Linked DNA regions of Homo sapiens: region 2 is linked to region 1. A link is a loop called in an ENCODE intact Hi-C map of the cell type or tissue named here. Cell type or tissue: left ventricle myocardium inferior. All regions are shown on one strand. Each heading gives the region's core, and the rest is flanking DNA. Links, peaks and the distances in the headings are about the cores only. Region 1 overlaps PSTPIP2 (proline-serine-threonine phosphatase interacting protein 2). Region 2 overlaps SLC14A2 (solute carrier family 14 member 2).

Region 1 (8,332 bases), core at 314-8,313:
CTGTGTCGCTCAGGCTGGAGTGCGGTGGTGCAATCTTGGCTCACTGCAACCTCCACCTCCTAGGTTCAAGCCATTCTCCTGCCTCAACCTCCCAAGTAGCTGGGACTACAGGTACCCACCACCACACCTGGCTAATTTTTTGTATTTTTAGTAGAGACAGGTTTTCACTATGTTGGACAGGCTGGTCTCGTACTCCTGACCTCAGGTGATCCACCTGCCTCAGCCCAAAAAGCTGGGATTATAGGCCTGAGCCACTGCACCTGGCCTGTTTGGATTCTCATAACAAAAATTGAACATAAGGCCGGGTGCAGTGGCTCACACCTGTAATCCTAGCACTTTGGGAGGCCAAGGCAGGAGGATCACTTGAGGACAGGAGTTCAAGACCAGCCTGGGCAATGTGGTGAAACCCTGTTCCTACTAAAAATACAAAAATTAGCTGGGTGCATGGTGGGCACCTGTAATCCCAGCTACATGGGAGGCTGAGGTGGGAGAATCACTTGAGCCCGGGAAGTGGAGGTTGCAGTGAGCCAAGATCGCGCCACTGCACTCCACCCCGGCTACAGAGCAAGACTCTGTCTCAAGAAAAAAAAAAATTGAACATAAAACTGAAAACAACACAGATTATTTTCTATTATGTATGTTAAGGTCATGGCTTTTTGAAAGACCATTATTCCTGGAAACTTAACATAGAAGGCATAAGAGTCAGTAGATTTCAATGTTCAGAAAGTTGGTTAATGTTTGACATTACCCATCTAAACATCAACATGATCCAAATCCCAGAAAAGCCCCAAACCCCCAGGGACATGAGAAATTCAATTCACAATTCCATTGAAAGAGAAAACCTGAGAATTGAAGTAGGTGTTTTAATTCACAAACATTCAACCACCTCTGAGTGTATTACTGAAGTTAATGTTCAGACTTTTCCAGTTAATAAAAAACAAGTTGAAGTTCTGTTGGATATCCCTGAGAGGTGAACAACCACATATATCACAGGGTAGAATTAGTGATGCATCATATTACCGGGCAAATCAGTGATGCGTTCAAGATGTGTGAAATGCAGACCCCACGGGTCTCCTCCTGATCCATGGCATTCCCTGAGAACCCCTGGGCATGCCCAAGACAGGAGCGGGGAGGCAGGCAACTGCCAGGAAGTGGCTATACCCAAAACTGGAACTAGGTCCGCAAATATGGGACCAGAGGAACAGAGTGAGACACCAAACCTCAGCAGCTCTAGAAAGCAAGCCAGGTCAAACAACAAATGTGCTGCCACTACTGTCAAAAGCAAATATAGAACTAGGAGCTAGGAACTTGAACTAGGTCAAACCCAGGGGAATGTCCAACATTGCTTCACCAGCTGACTTGTGTTCCTTTTCACTCCAAGTACAACGTTTAGGCCCAACCCATAGAAATTCCAAACAGCTTCTGACTACTATGTCACATCCCTACCACAATACAATTTTGAAGGTCTTTGATCTCTATCAGCTAGCCTCTAGTTGAGCCAGATAAGCAAAGTACAACAAATATTGAAGGCTTATGACACCATATAACTTTGAAGACCTAACCACAACCCTGTAAAGGCTGGGATGCATTTCACAGCTGCTAACTGGGGAACCTTGGCTTACCTCTTTATCCCAAGAAATTGCAAGTTAATAGAAAATGTTTAATGTTAATTTAAAAAAAAAAACTTTTTCTAAGGTAAAACCTGACCTCAGTGCATTCATTCCCATTCAGTTTCTCCCATCTTATCCATCTTCAAATCCCAAAGCATAATTGAAAGAATCCTCCAAAACAAATTCCCTTCTGTTCTTCACACTTGGATTTTCCCAGACAAAAGTAGATTTACAGTTTCTAATACTTTTTGAACCAGAAATGAATCAGTGTTCATTATCGATGAATCAGAAGGTACAATTACTAAGATTATCCCATCTCCTAAATGTTCTAAGTAATCAAAGAGTCTATTTACTTTCCTACAGTGCTCTAGTTTTAGAGTGCTAGGATATCAGAGGTAGAGTACATCTTGGAGATCAATCATATCATTAATTTCCATCTTTTTACAAATGAAAAAACAAACAAGCATAGATTGCAAGTTGACCAAAATCTTTAGACTCTTCATATGAACAAAAATACATAAATACAAAAAAGTAATCTCCAAGTTTACACATCAGACTGATTAACTTTGCCTCCGATAAGTAACACCAGTGTCCATTGTTTATTCCAAGAACTTTTCACCTTCCATGTCTCAGTGGGTCAGCCTTCTCCAATCCTTGAAATATGTGACTCTTGTTTCTACTTGCTATTTATAAAACTGACATTTTGTGTTGTCCTTGAGGTTTTTTTCCAAAGTTTTCATTTAAATTAAGTTTTAGATTAAGCTTATTTCTAACTTCACTACTGCCATTTCACTGAGGCCAGCCCAAGTTCAGTTTACTTCAGGTCCATAACTTATGGGAGTGAGGATGTTTTATATATTCAAATTTCAGAATTAAGCAAGTCTTAAATGTTAGGATTTTAGAAGCGACTTACAGGAAGTGTTTCTTTCAGTACATGTTCATCGAAGTCCAATGCCTTTTCTCCTCCTCTAACTTGCTGATTTTTTACCCAGCTTGATCTAATGAACATCTTACATGAGTTTTCAGCACAGCAGAGTATGCAAACATCTTGATGTGAAACACATGTGAAAATGACATTCAATTCAGCCAGACCATTAAGTCTGATTCATTGAAACTAAACCTCAACTAAATTGAGTTGAAAACTTATACCCACACAAACTTGCACACAAATGTTTATAGAAGCTGTAGTCATAATTGCCAAAAATTGGAAGCGACCAAGATCCTTCAATAGGTGAGTGGATAAACTGCTACATCCATACAATGGAACATTAATCAATGATAAGAAGAAATGAGCTATCAAGCCACAAGAAGACATGAGGGGATCTTAAATGCATAGCGCTAAGTAAAAGAAGCCAGTCTGAAAAGGCTACACACTGTATGACTCCAACTACAATCATATGTCACTCAACAATGGGGATACGTTGTAAGAAATGCATCATTAGGTGATTCTGTCATTATTTGAACATCACAGAGTGTAGTTACACAAACCTAGATGGTGTAGCCTACTACACAGTGAGGCTATATGGTATGGCCTATTGCTCCTAGGCTACAAACCTGTACGGCATGTCACTGTGTTGAATATTGTAGGCAATACTCACACTGGTGAGTATTATGTATCTAAACATATCAAACAGAAATGGTATAGTAAAAATACTTGTACAGAGGATGTTTTTAAATGGTACATCTGTATAAAGCAACTCCATTATTATTTTATGGGACCACCATCATATATGCAGTCTCTTGTTGACCAAAACGTCATTATGTGGCCCATGTCTACATATGACATTCTAGAAAAGGCAAAACTATAGAGATTGTAAAAAGATCATTGGTTGCCAGGGGTTTAAGGAAGAGTGATGGATGAAAAAGTGGAGCACAGGGGAATTTTAAGGCAGAGAAACTACTCTGTATGATACAATAATTGTGGATATATGACATTATTCATTTGTCAAAACCCATGGGACACAAAGAGCTACACCTAATATAAACCATGAGCTTCAGTGAATAATAATGTATACATACTGGTGCATAATTGTAACAAATATACCACATTAATGCAAGATGTTAATAATAGGAAAAATAGGGAGAACGGATGGGAAATCTGGGCTTGAGTTCAAGTTTTCTGTAAACCTAAAACCGCTCTAAATAATAAAACCTACTAATTTTTTTTTTTTTTTGAGACAGAGTCTTGCTCTGTCGCCCAGGTTGGAGTGCAGTGGCGCGATCTTGGCTCACTGCAACCTCTGCCTCCTGGGTTCAAATGATTCTCCTGCCTCAGCCTCCTGAGTATCTAGGATTACAGGCACGTGCCACCACGCCCAGCTAATTTTTGTATTTTTAGTAGAAACGGGGCTTTACCGTTGGTCAAGCTGGTCTCAAACTCCTGACCTCGTTATCCACCCGCCTCAGCCTCCCAAAAACCTACTAATTTTTAAAAATTGTTGAAAATGAGGCAACAGCATATTTTAGCTTTGTAGGTAATTAACAGAAACTAGTTTTTAGTGACTTGATCGTATCAGCAAATTGGCTCTTGTCAACTGATTTTCAGCAATTTGGCCAGTTCCTGCTTCCTACTAAAGTCGCACTGGTCTTTCTGTTCCTCTAACTGATCCTTTCCAGCCTCACTGTTATCTCTCCCCTTTCCCCTGACATCCAGAAGGCTAGCTTGACCTTACCACATCTCAATTCAAATGTCATCTCCATGGAGAAGTCCTCTATGGTCCCTCTGTCCCTCATACACATCCAGTGCCTCTCCCTCCAATCACCTAATGTGGTAGGTAGATAGTGACACCCTCTCCCAAAGATGTCCAAATCCTAATCCCTGGAATTATTAATAGTTAATTTGTACTTTGTATAGTCTCACTCTGCTACCCAGGCTGGAGTGCAGTGATGTCATCACAGCTCACTGCATTGGGCTCAAGTGATCCTCCCACCTCTGCCACCCCAGTAGCTGGGACTGCAGGCACATGCCACCATGCCCAGCTAATATTTTGTATTTTTTTCGTTGAGGTTTCATGATGTTGCCCAGGTTGGTCTCAAACTCCTAGGCTCAAGCGAGCTGCCTGCCTCGGCCTCCCAAAGTGCTAGGGTTACAGGCATGAGCCACTGTGCCCAGCCAGTGCCAACATTTGTGATTGTTAAGGCTAATAATGCACACAGCCAAATCCTCTCCAAAATAACTCTAACAGCTTACCCGCAATGACTAAATGCTCATTTCCTGCACCTTCCCCCAGTGAAAGATACTGACACTTGATATACTTTTTAAAACTTGCTAAAAGCAAAACTGTACAATTTGGACTTTTTTATTAGTAGTAAAGTATAAAAGTTCTCCATATTTTTACAATTTACTTTTAGACTCTCATTTGTCTACTGGAAAAATCACTTTTAAAAGAGGATTAGGAAAATAAAGGTAGAGAAAGCAGGCAAACAAGCTTCTACTCCACGGGAAAACCGAGTATTTTTAGACTGTATCTTTCTTGTTTAGTAAGTACCTAACTGAACTGCAGGTGCATTTTCTCACTAGGACAGCTTCTATAGGAGCCCCAAGCACAAACTTGCCCTCTCCCTTCTCTCTCTACAGCAGAGATGGGCTCCCCACAGCTCCACAGCCCTGCAGGGGCTGGGATGATGGGGAATCTGTGCTGGCTTCGCTTCTTATGTCCAGGTGGTCCCTCGGCAATGTAGATCCCTTAGCTGGTCTGGGAGTCTGTAGGAATTCCCTTTGCAAAATGGATCATCACTTATGTTCTCCAACTCCCCTCTCCAGGCTTTCCCTGCCCACCCCAAATCCATGCTTCCCTCTGTTGTGCCCTGTGCTTCCTTAAAGTACTCATTGGTCCAAAACGTCACCCTCCTCCAGGGCCCCTACTAGGATGAGGCATGGTCGTGCATGTGCAGGGTTCAATTCTGTCTTTCTTTACAATTTTGAGGGGCCAGGCGTGGTTGCTCATGCCTGTAATCCTAGTGCTTTGGGAGGCCAAGGTGGGAGGATCGCTTGGGCCAGGAGTTTGAGACCAGGAGTTTGAGACTAGTCTGGGCCACACAGCAAGACTCTGTCTCTACAAGAAATTTTTAAAATAGCAGAGCATGGTGGTGCACACCTGTGGTCCCAGCTACTCCGGGGGCTGAGGCAGGAGGCTCACTTGAGCCAAAGAGTTCAAAGCTGCAGTGAGGTATGGTTGCACCACTGCACTCCAGCCTGGGCAGAAGAGTGAGACCCTGTCTCTAAAGAAATAAAGTTTTGATATTTTGTTCCTGGAAGGGTTTTTCTCATTAACTTTGTTTTTTTAAAATATTACATTAAAGAATAATTTATCTTGGCCAGATGCGGTGGCTCACACCTGTAATTCCAGCACTTTGGGAGGCCAAGGTGGGCAGATCACTTGAGGTCAGGAGTTCAAGACCAGCCTGGCCAACATGGTGAAACTCCATCTCTACTAAAAATACAAAAAAATTAGCTGGGTGCAGTGGTGGGTACCTGTAATCCCAGCTACTTGGGAGGCTGAGGCAGGAGAACTGCTTGAACCGGGGAGGCGGAGGTTGCAGTGAGCCGAGATCAGGGCATTGCACTCCAGCCTGGGCGACAGAACAAGACTCCATCTCAAAGGAAAAAAACTACTGAGGGTTTTTTTGGCTCCCCCTTAAATTTTACGTGCAAGGCAAGTGCCTCAGCCTAGCCCTGGCTCTGCCTGCGTCCCACTCAGCAGAGACCCCTCCCTCCCTCCACAGGGGCCTCCCTCAGAGAAAAGATTGCTTGGTCACATGAAGGTGCACATGACTTAACCACCACCTTTCTTGGGAGACATTTAAAACTATTTTTTCTTTTCTTTTTCTTTTTTTTTTTGAGGCAGAGTTTCACTGTCGTCACCCAGGCTGGAGTACAATGGCGCAGTCTCAGCTCACTGCAACCTCCACCTCCCAGGTTCAAGCGATTCTTCTGCCTCAGCCTCCAGAGTAGCTAGGATTACAGGCGAGCGCCACCACGCCTGTCTAATTGTTTTGTATTTTTAGTAGAGATGGGATTTCACCACGTTGGCCAGGCTGGTCTCAAACTCCTGACCTCAGGTGATCCACCCACCTCCATCTCCCAAAGCACTGGGATTACAGGCGTGCCCCACTGTGCCTGCCCAAAACTATTTTTTCTTAATTTACAGAATATCTCATTGTTCTATGATGAACACATTAGCAAAAAAGAAAAATCAAAAACCACCCATAGGCCAGGCGTGGTGGCTCACACCTGTAATCCCAGCACTTTGGGAGGCCGAGGCAGGCGGATCGTGAGGTCAGGAGATCAAGACCATCCTGGCTAACACGGTGAAACCCCGTCTCTACTAAAAAATACAAAAAATTAGCCGGGCGTGGTGGCGGGCGCCTGTAGTCCCAGCTACTCGGGAGGCTGAGGCAGGAGAATGGCGTGAACCCGGGAGGCGGAGCTTGCAGTGAGCGGAGATCGCACCACTGCACTCCAGCCTGGGTGACAGAGTGAGACTCCGTCTCAAAAAAAAAAAAAAAAAAAAATCACCCATAATCTTAAAAACCAGGTAAAATTTCTACTTTTATGTTTTTTAAAAAATACAAAACTCTGGGTCAGAGGAAGAGATGGCTTGCTAACCTGCCATTCCTTAGCATGATAATAAGTACACTTCTTCAACATCTCATGTAGACAATTACACTTGCCTACCTGTATAGGATGGGAGACTCCTGGAAAAGACTCTGAAAAGATCCTCTATGAGTAATTTACCCCTGGAGGTTGGGATTTGAAGGCTAAGGGAGGGATTTTTATGGTTTTTTACTCCATATACATCTGTATTGTTTTGATATTTTACAATAAGCATGTGTTATATTCCTAGTTTTTTTTTGTTTTTTGTTTTTTTGAGACAGAGTATCACTCTGTCGCCCAGGCTGGAGTGTAGTAGCACGATCTCGGCTCAGCGCCACCTCCTCCTCCCGGGTTCAAGCAACTCTCCTGCCTCAGGCTCCTGAGTAGCTGGGACTACAGGGGTGCGCCACCACACCCAGCTATTTATTTTTTGTATTTGTAGTAGAGACGGGGTTTCACCGTGTTGGCCAGGCTGGTCTCAAACTCCTGACCTCGTGATCCACCCACCTTGGCCTCCCAAAATGCTGGGATTACATGCATGAGCCACTGCACCTGGCCCTACATTCCTAGTTTTTTAAGGTACCAATAAAAATGAAAAATAAATAGCTCATGGAATCCATAGGCGGTTCTCTCTGCTTAAAGGCAGGGGTGCTGAGGAGAGGTCTCGCTGCAAGATAATTGTCATTAGGCAGGTCCTGTCACCAGCGGGGTGGGACCCTCTGTGTCCTCAAGGGAATGGTTGTGGCCTTGCCACAGGCAGGTGGCCAGGACCTAGGACCCTGGACACTGCCTGGGAGGCTGGTCCACTTCCATCTGGGTTTGGGTACAAGTTGCAGGTTTGGTATTTTTTGTATTCTATGGTCTGAACAAGTATACTTGCTCTTCTTTTAATACTTTAGGGGGAAATCCTCTTAATTCTTTTTTTTTCTTTTTTTCTTTTTCTTTTTTTTTTGTGAGATAGGGTCTCCCTCTGTCGCCCAGGCTGGAGTGCAATGGTGCGATCTTGGCTCGCTGCAACCTCCGCCTCCCAGGTTCAAGTGATTCTTCTGCCTCAGCCTCCTGAGTAGCAGGGATTACAGGCACGCACGACCATGCCCAGCTAATTTTCATATTTTTAATGGAGACA
Region 2 (8,332 bases), core at 9-8,008, 390 kb before region 1:
TTTGCCAGGATTAATGAACTGTATGATTTGGGTGAGTTAATTTCTCTGAATGGGGAAGGTGAACTGTGATCTTGAAACTCCCATTCAGTTCTGAGTTTATGATTCTAAGGTCAAACTAGGATTACCAAGGGGATGACTAGGGTAGCAGACACTTGGCATATGAGGAACAAGAAGCAGTGGACTGGCAGAGGTGCCTTCCCAGTCTGGCAGACATGCTCTGGGGAATGGCACTATGGGAGAACGCCCCACTTGGTCAGGTGATGCAATGATACCCCTCATCATCCTGCATGAACCCTGCCTGCACAGACGTCCCAGGACAAGTTGACACTCCAGGTATCTCTGAAATGCAGAGTTGAGGGGCACTTCTCAGTCTTGGGAGTTACAGCTCAACACTGACCCCTGGACAGGATGCTGAAACAGTAGCTGCTTCTCCATCCTGAGCCAGAGGGAAGGGACACGATCAGGTGTGTAAACTTTCAGCATAAAAATATAGACAAGGCTGGGCGCTGTAGCTCACGCCTGTACTCCCAGCACTTTGGGAATCCCAGATGGGTGGATCACGAGGTCAGGAATTCAAGACCAGCCTGGCCAAGATGGTGAAACCCTGTCTCTACCAAAAATAGAAAAATTAGCCGGGTGTGATGGTGGGCACCTGTAATCCCAGCTACTCAGGAGGCTGAGGCAGGGAATTGCTTGAATCCGGGAGGTGGAGGTTGTAATGAGCTGAGATTGTGCCACTGCACTCCAGCCTGGGTGACAGAGCAAGACTCCGTCTTAGAAAAAAAAAAGTGTAGACAAGACCTGCTTTCCTTAATCATGCATGCCCCACAGACCCTCTTGTTGTTGGCCCTGCTATGTTCTGAGCTTTGCCATAGTTGTTTCTACATAAGCAGTGTGATCTACCCCAGTGCTTTCCAGCTTTCGTATGCACACGAATCAGCTGGAGATCTTGTTAAAAGCCAATTCAAATTCAGTAGTTCTGGGGTAGGGCCTGAGATTCTGAATTCCAAGCAAGCTCCCTGGTCCACAAACCAGACTGAGTAGCAAAAATGCAGAGAAAAGGATTGGGAGCTGAGTCATGTGACTCACCATTTGTAGGATGCTAAAGAAATCACTCTGAGCCTCAATTTTCCACCTTTTAGTGATAATATATAGTGCCCATTCTATTCAAGGCACTGCTGAAAAGGCCAAATGAGTCAACCCAGAAAATATGCAGATGTAATAGTGTGAATGTTTTCTACTGTTCCAAGCAGCTGCTGGACCATCTAACTCTAGTGTGTACTGGAGCTCCAAGCAGAGCAAGGTAAAACTGCATACCCCCCAGGATCACCAGATTTTCCAATTACGAGACCTGGGTGTGGGTGAGGCAATAGGGCTAGGAGCATGCACTTTAACAAGACACCAAGATAATTCAATGCTGTCAGTTCTTGATCCACACATTGAGAGACCCTATCCCAAGTGATAAGAGTGCTCTGCTCTCCCAATAGTGTGAAAACTGAACATAATAAGGTACAGCAGAGTGCTTCTTGTAGCTGATTACAGACTCAGCACTCCTAGCTCCCCATAAATTGGTATTGGTCAGGCTTTAATAAGCACAGAATTCACCCAGTGGCTCTTGTTAAAATACAGATTCTGATTCCATCAGTCTTGGTTAAGGCCTGAGATTCTGCATTTCTAACAAGCTCCCAGGCAGATGATGCTGATGCTACTGGTCCAGGGACCACAGGGACCACACGTTGAGTAGCAAGAGCTGATGTCAGTTCTCAGCCCAAGCTGCATATTGGAGCCATCTTTTAAATACCATGGGCATTCAAAACTTTAATTTTTTTAAACTGGTCTGAGGTGGAGCTCAGGCATTTTTTTAAAGCACCTGGGTGATTCTAACATGCAGGCAGTTTTGGAACTCCCTGCCACAGATGAAGTCCAAGACGCTGGCTGCCACCTGCTCATGCCAGTGCAAGTTGCAGCTAAATGGGTCTTAGAGTGCTTCCTTGCACACTAAGAAATAAGGCAAACTGCTCATCCATTTCTTGACAGACTATAACTTGGGTTACTGTGGGGAGAGGAAGTAGAAGTTTTAATGGGAGAAATAGAGAAGCTAAGTGTTTTATGCAGAGACTGATGCAATGACTACTCCAGCTTCAGGCTTCACTGCTCTCTCCTTTCCAGCATCTGTGTGATTTTTCCCAGCTCTCTGCTTGGCTCTCTCAGGTGCGGACTAGGTGGGACACTGACCTGTCTTGTTTTGCCCCTGGCTAGGAGGCGGTGGGGAGCATCCACCCACAGCAGGCCCAAAGGTGGAGGAGGGCTCGGAGGCTGTGCTCTCCAAGCACAGGAGTGTATTTCACATCGAGTGGTCATCCATTCGGAGGAGGAGCAAAGGTGTGCATGTCCTCCCCCTCACGCTTGGATCCCTGCCTTCCTAGTCTCTAATAAAACAGGGACAATGGCAATACCTACTTCACAGGGTGGTGGGGAGACCCGCTGGAGTCAGACTTGACCTCTCACACCTGACGTCTGACCAAGGCCACAGTTCCCCGAATGCGTCTGGATGCCCCCTGGGTCTCGGAGAGGCTGAAGCTGGGACAGGCAGTGAGATTCTGGGGTCTCAACCTGGCTGCACATTGGAATCACCTGCATCCCATCCCAGTGACTAGTTTAATTCATCTGCAGAGCAGCCTGGGTGGGCATCAGGAGCTTCTAAAGCTCTCCAGGAGATTCTAATTTGCCAGCAAATCAAAAACCACTGGTCTAGGAGGCTAGAGATGAACAGTTCCCATCTATGGCAATGGTGGGGAGGCCAAGGGCACAGGTAGAGACCCATGGTGGGGAAAGTGCTGCCAAAGGCCAGGAAGAGGGTATCCAAGGGCCGCTAAAGCTGAACAAGTGGAGGCCAGAAATTTGGACGTGGAAGCTGAGAACATGTGGCAGCAAACAGGGAGGAGTCTGGGGAGGTTTCCTCAACCAGCTGCAAGGTTGGAGCAGCCTCATGAAGATCCAGGACACAGGGACCATCTAATCCTGCCTCCAATCCCCAGAGAGGGGGCAGCATTGCCCAGAGTCACACAGCTGACTAGGGCCACTGTTGGGAATAAAAGTGACTCCCAAGTTAGTGCAACATCACATGCTCCCCAGAAGATGCCTGAATGACCTTCTTCCTCCAGCTCCCCCAAGTCTCATCATTTCATACCACAAGTCAGTTAGCCCAGAGAAATGGACTTTGAGTGAATATGGGAAAATACACGAGGTGGAGAGGGGATTGCCGAGGACATTGCACATCTCAAGGGCCCCTGTAGCTCAGGAGTTTGTCTTTGATAGAGGTTCCCCAGCAGAGTGTGGAAGAGACCACGGTTTGCCTCAAAGGCTTAATAAATTCCTCCTAACATCGTCTCAGGATAGGGGCTGTGGTTGGGGAGAGCATAGTAGAGAGCCCTGCAGCACTGGCAGGCAGAGAGGAGCTTCAGACAGAAACAGCGGGTCAGTGGGGATATCACACACAGGCCTCCAATTTCAAGGGATCCCTTCTGCTTCCTACTCTTCCTTTCAAAGCTTTCAAAATGAATTTGTTTGTCCTGAATGGTGTCACCTCCCAAACACACTGGTATCTGCAGTCCCTGTCCCTTCAGAAGTGGGAACACAGTGCCTTCGATGCATCCCTTCTAGTGTTTTGACACCCTGACGACTCATGAGTGCAGAACGGGGGAACAGGCAATTCAGTCTGAAAACACAGGGTAGTCAGAGCCCAGCCTGCTATTCTCACACTTGACCACAGGAGGGAACCAAAGCATCAAGAAGGAAACTTCCAGGGGCCTGAACATCTTTCAGGATGCATAAAACCCTACTGAAATTGGTGGTCTCTAAAAGTAAATTACCTGTAATAATAAAAATGTTTAGATCCACATTGCAAGAGTTTTCTACAATTACAAAGGCTTGCCAAAATCTGCTTCAAGAGATTACATGGATGTCTCTTGTCCTAATCCCACCAGCCATTGCTACTACAATACCTTAAAAAAACAAAAACAAAAACAAACAGAACAGCCTGAGGTCATCCAGGTGAGGAGAGTCATGGCCAAATTCAAACACAGATTATGCATGGCTCATGGCTCAGGCAGCTTAATACTTTATGAACAGGAAGTGAAGGGCTTCAACAACAACCAAGTTTCTTTTTTTTTTTTTTTTTTTTTTTTTTTTGTTCACCTTCAAGTTCTCCATGTGGAACAGGAGAAAGAACCCTGGATTCCGGGATCAAGCACAAGTCACTGTCTCTCCAGGCTGCTGTTTCCTCATCTAAAAAATTATCAAGGTTGAGCTAAATGAGGGCTTCTTAATTAAAAGTTAGTGGAATCTCTGAGCTCCCTAAATTCCTTGTAAAATGCCCTGTTTATATGAAGATGTACACTTTTTCCCCAAAGCGAGGGCCCAGATGGATCCATGACCAGTAAAAGAACAAAAGAGCCTTCGAGCTGCAAGGCCCCATGATTCTGTGCTTCCTCAGTAGGAACAGGAAATACTGCATAATCTTAACACCTCTTGAGCCTTGCAGGACATTAGCTTCTGAGGTGCCAGAGTAGAGGTGTCCTAACTGATGGTGCTCTTTCCTTCTAACTCCAGTGTTTGGAAAAGGCGAACACCAGGAAAGACAAAACAAAGACCCATTTCCCTATCGATACCGGAAGCCCACAGTCGAGCTGCTTGTGAGTACTGAGTGTCCTGAATCAGGGACAGCGCCCTACAGTCACAGAGCCCACAGCAGATGAGGGAGCTGAGAGCTGTAAACAAGGTTCTCCGATTTAGGCAAACTTTTCTTGCATTCGTATTTTCTGAAATGTAATTACCTGGGACAAAAATGTCTCTTTCACAGTTTACTTTGTAACTTTTCATATTCCTTGTATTTGAATTATTATCAGGCTTCCTTTAAACCCAGTATTCAAGCATTTAGGAAATAAGCTGGTGCCTGTTTTCAAAAACAGAATCTTCACATGTTCAATTTCATACCCTTATGTTTATGAACAGTTATATCTTAAAGACTAGACATGCCAGGGAGAAAGCCATTTCTTCTGGAAAGAGTATTAATGTTAAAAAAAAAAAAAGACTAAAAATCTGTGGTTAATCTCAGTTCTACTGTTTGACCTTGACCTTTGAAAATGAGAACCTCCACTTGCCAGAGTCCTCCTCCACAGAACGAAAGTAAAGATGTTATCTTACTGTGCCTCACGGTAGTTAACCTATTAGATGAGGTCATGTGTCAAACAAAAGACAGTCTAATCTACAGAAACAGGGAGGTTAAACAGCAATTTAATGAAATACCAAATGACAATCTTATTTGGTCCCTGAGTGACCACAAACATGAATTCTCAGTGTAAGAACCACCGAATGTGGGAGACTCTTGCCTATCTCTGTCCTGGACAGGATCTGGACACCATGGAGGAGAGCTCTGAGATAAAAGTGGAAACAAACATTTCCAAGACATCCTGGATTCGGAGTTCCATGGCTGCCAGTGGGAAAAGGGTCAGCAAAGCCCTCAGCTACATCACAGGAGAGATGAAGGAGTGTGGAGAGGGACTTAAAGGTAAAATTCTATGAGAACAACACTGACCCTGACCCTAAAAACTCACCTCCACCCATCCCCAGGAAACCCATTGCCATGGGGGTTCCCTATAGACTAGACTTAGACTAGACTGCACTCTGTTACTGTGGTCTTTCCTGGAAGCTGGGAGTTTTGCTGTTAAAACAGACATACAGCCTCTTGAACTATAAATAGCAATACATGCAAGAGTGTGAGCTCATGAGCTCTCATTTCTGAACAGAACACTTCTGCTATCTCAAATATCCCATCTGAATATTGCAGACAGGTGTTTTTCGCATTGGGATTCTAGAGCCAGCATTCTAGAAAAACGCCATCTGGATGGTTCATGGGAGAACTGTGTCTACCATGCCAATAGGTTCTCTTTAGCAATCTTTCCAGAGCTCAGCCCATGGGTTTAATGCCCTCTATGCAGCAAGAACATGTTCTTGAAAATTCATGGTACCACCACAGGGGTCAGAGGCAGCTCAGGGCACCTAATCCCCCCTGCCAGAAAAACAACCTGGAGGTCACATCTGGCTGGTGATGGGTCTCAAGAGTTTTCTTGGCAGTCAGATGCTCTCTTGAGTTCCTTGTTTACCATCTTTGGTGGCAGGTGACAGCAGGTGGCTGGCTTCCTGCAAACCCACTTCGGATATCCAGATTCCCTCACACCCTCCATCTGCCCACCCAGGGCTGCCCACACTGAGCACTTGCCTACTTCCTGCCCCGGTTCCATTTCAGACAAGTCCCCAGTGTTCCAGTTCTTTGACTGGGTCCTCCGAGGCACATCTCAAGTGATGTTTGTGAACAACCCCCTCAGCGGCATCCTCATCATCCTCGGCCTCTTCATCCAGAACCCCTGGTGGGCGATCTCAGGCTGCCTGGGTACCATCATGTCCACCTTGACAGCCCTCATCCTGAGTCAGGACAAGTAAGTCCCAGAGGCTCAGGGTCCAAACATGTAGCCAAGAAGTCACTCCCCATGGGGACCATTCTTCCTCTTCCCAGCTGAGAAATCCTCAAAATAAGGACACTGACAACTAAAAATGACTGTTCCCTGGTTATTTTGTCATAGCAACATATTTCTAGAGAAATATGAAGGATTCATAGGGTTGTCTTCCTTCCCCACTCCCAGAAGGGTGGTCTATTTGAAGGCGTGTGTAGTCAGGCCCCAGATAAAAAGAATCTGACTCAATAGGAAAATGTAAAGGGCCCTGGGGAAGCCCCTGCTCCACCTGACCCTCCCTCTCCTGCCAGGTCGGCCATCGCTGCAGGATTTCACGGCTACAATGGGGTGCTGGTGGGGCTGCTGATGGCCGTGTTCTCAGACAAAGGTGACTACTACTGGTGGCTGTTGCTACCCGTCATCATCATGTCCATGTCTTGGTAAGTTTGCTTTTGAAGGGTTGTGGGTTCATATCAATGGCCACCAACCTTTTCATCCCAATCCCATGACCGTCTGTCTAAACGTGATATTAAAGTGGCATGTATTTAGCTTGCACATCAGAAATGTCCACTGGACTAATAACTAAGTTTATACCATGGTAGCCCCATGCTAGGTCTATACACAGTATCCCATTAGCGACCACCCTTTATTATTCTTTTAAGATCTAAATGGTTTTTGGTCTCACCCTGCCAGAGTGCAGAGAAAGAAACTGAGGCCCACATTGGTTAAGAGCTGCACTATAGGGTCCTGTCAGTTTCTGGAAATCTTTTCAACCCTCCCCTACCCCGGCTTTTCTAAATCCTTGGGACCCCTGAGCAGACCAAGACCACCTCCCAGGGTAGGCTGAAGGCCCAGCCATGGGGAAGCCCTCAGTGCCTGCTCTACCCCATGTTGAGAAAACACAGGGCACCCTGGCCACAAAGCCCATGCACACAGCCACTCAAAAAAACATTTGTTGAATGAATGTGATTCCCTCCCCTCGGCCTCCCCAACCTGATGCCTGGGGATGGAGCTATAGGATTCCTGAAGGAAGTTCTGAGACTGCCTGCCTTATATCTTCTTCTGAAGTTGAGTCTGGGTGCCCCACCCTGTCACTGTGCAGGGAGGAAGAGGCCCAGGGAAAGACCTGCTCAGGGCCAGTCAGGCTCCAGAGAATACCCAGCAGGCTGCTTTTCTCTAGGAAGGCACAGGGAGCCCCCACTGCAGCACAGTCTAGTGTTATGACCAGGCGGCTTCCTGACCAGCATCTCTCATGCTTCTGCCATCAGCCCCATCCTCTCCAGTGCCCTGGGTACCATCTTCAGCAAGTGGGACCTCCCAGTCTTCACACTGCCCTTCAATATCACTGTGACTTTGTACCTGGCAGCCACGGGCCACTACAACCTTTTCTTCCCCACAACGCTGCTGCAGCCTGCATCCGCCATGCCCAACATCACCTGGTCAGAGGTCCAAGTGCCCTTGGTACGTATCATGGAAGGAGGAAGGGCAGGTCTGTCCACACTGGATGTTACTGGCATTTGCATATTTTGCACATCAGAAACATCCACAAGTAATAATTTTTAACAATTACACAGTACCAAGCATTCTACATATATATCTCATGAGCTGCCATCCTTTTCTACTTCTGAGAGCAAAAAGGGCTAGTTTTGGTCTCACTCTATGATAGCACAGAGAAGGAAACTGCGGCCACGTTAAGAGACCTGCCTTAGGTCTTACAGCCAATTAGGGAGGAGCAAAGTCAAGACTAGAACTTCAGCCTCCTGACTTCCAGCCTGGGCTCTTTGTGGATGTTTAAAAAGTCTTTTTGAGGCTTACAGCTT

What was found. Peaks named below come from ENCODE experiments on the same cell type or tissue, not always from the same donor. Only the 100,000 strongest peaks of a DNase experiment are listed, where the experiment ranks them.
Region 2: it touches region 1 in a loop (3-fold over the local background); 4 of 110 quality-filtered maps call a loop at or near these places.

Annotation. Positions count from the first base shown.
Region 1 is chr18:46,050,895-46,059,226 of GRCh38, forward strand. All of the region lies in intron 1 of PSTPIP2 (proline-serine-threonine phosphatase interacting protein 2), which reads right to left. Among named protein-coding and RNA genes, the nearest start is that of PSTPIP2, 17 kb to the right of the region's middle. In left ventricle myocardium inferior, for the core only: no CTCF peak of the experiment used is centred there; no DNase peak of the experiment used is centred there.
Region 2 is chr18:45,661,526-45,669,857 of GRCh38, forward strand. It overlaps SLC14A2 (solute carrier family 14 member 2), which reads left to right. Exons shown (of 20, transcript NM_007163.4): 11 at 2,260-2,382; 12 at 4,612-4,694; 13 at 5,410-5,569; 14 at 6,308-6,497; 15 at 6,824-6,952; 16 at 7,781-7,973. The region is part of intron 7 of LOC105372093 (a long non-coding RNA gene); the gene reads right to left. Among named protein-coding and RNA genes, the nearest start is that of SLC14A2, 50 kb to the left of the region's middle. In left ventricle myocardium inferior, for the core only: CTCF peaks have their summits at 3,764 (motif pointing right) and 3,964; no DNase peak of the experiment used is centred there; H3K27ac peaks cover 1,780 bases.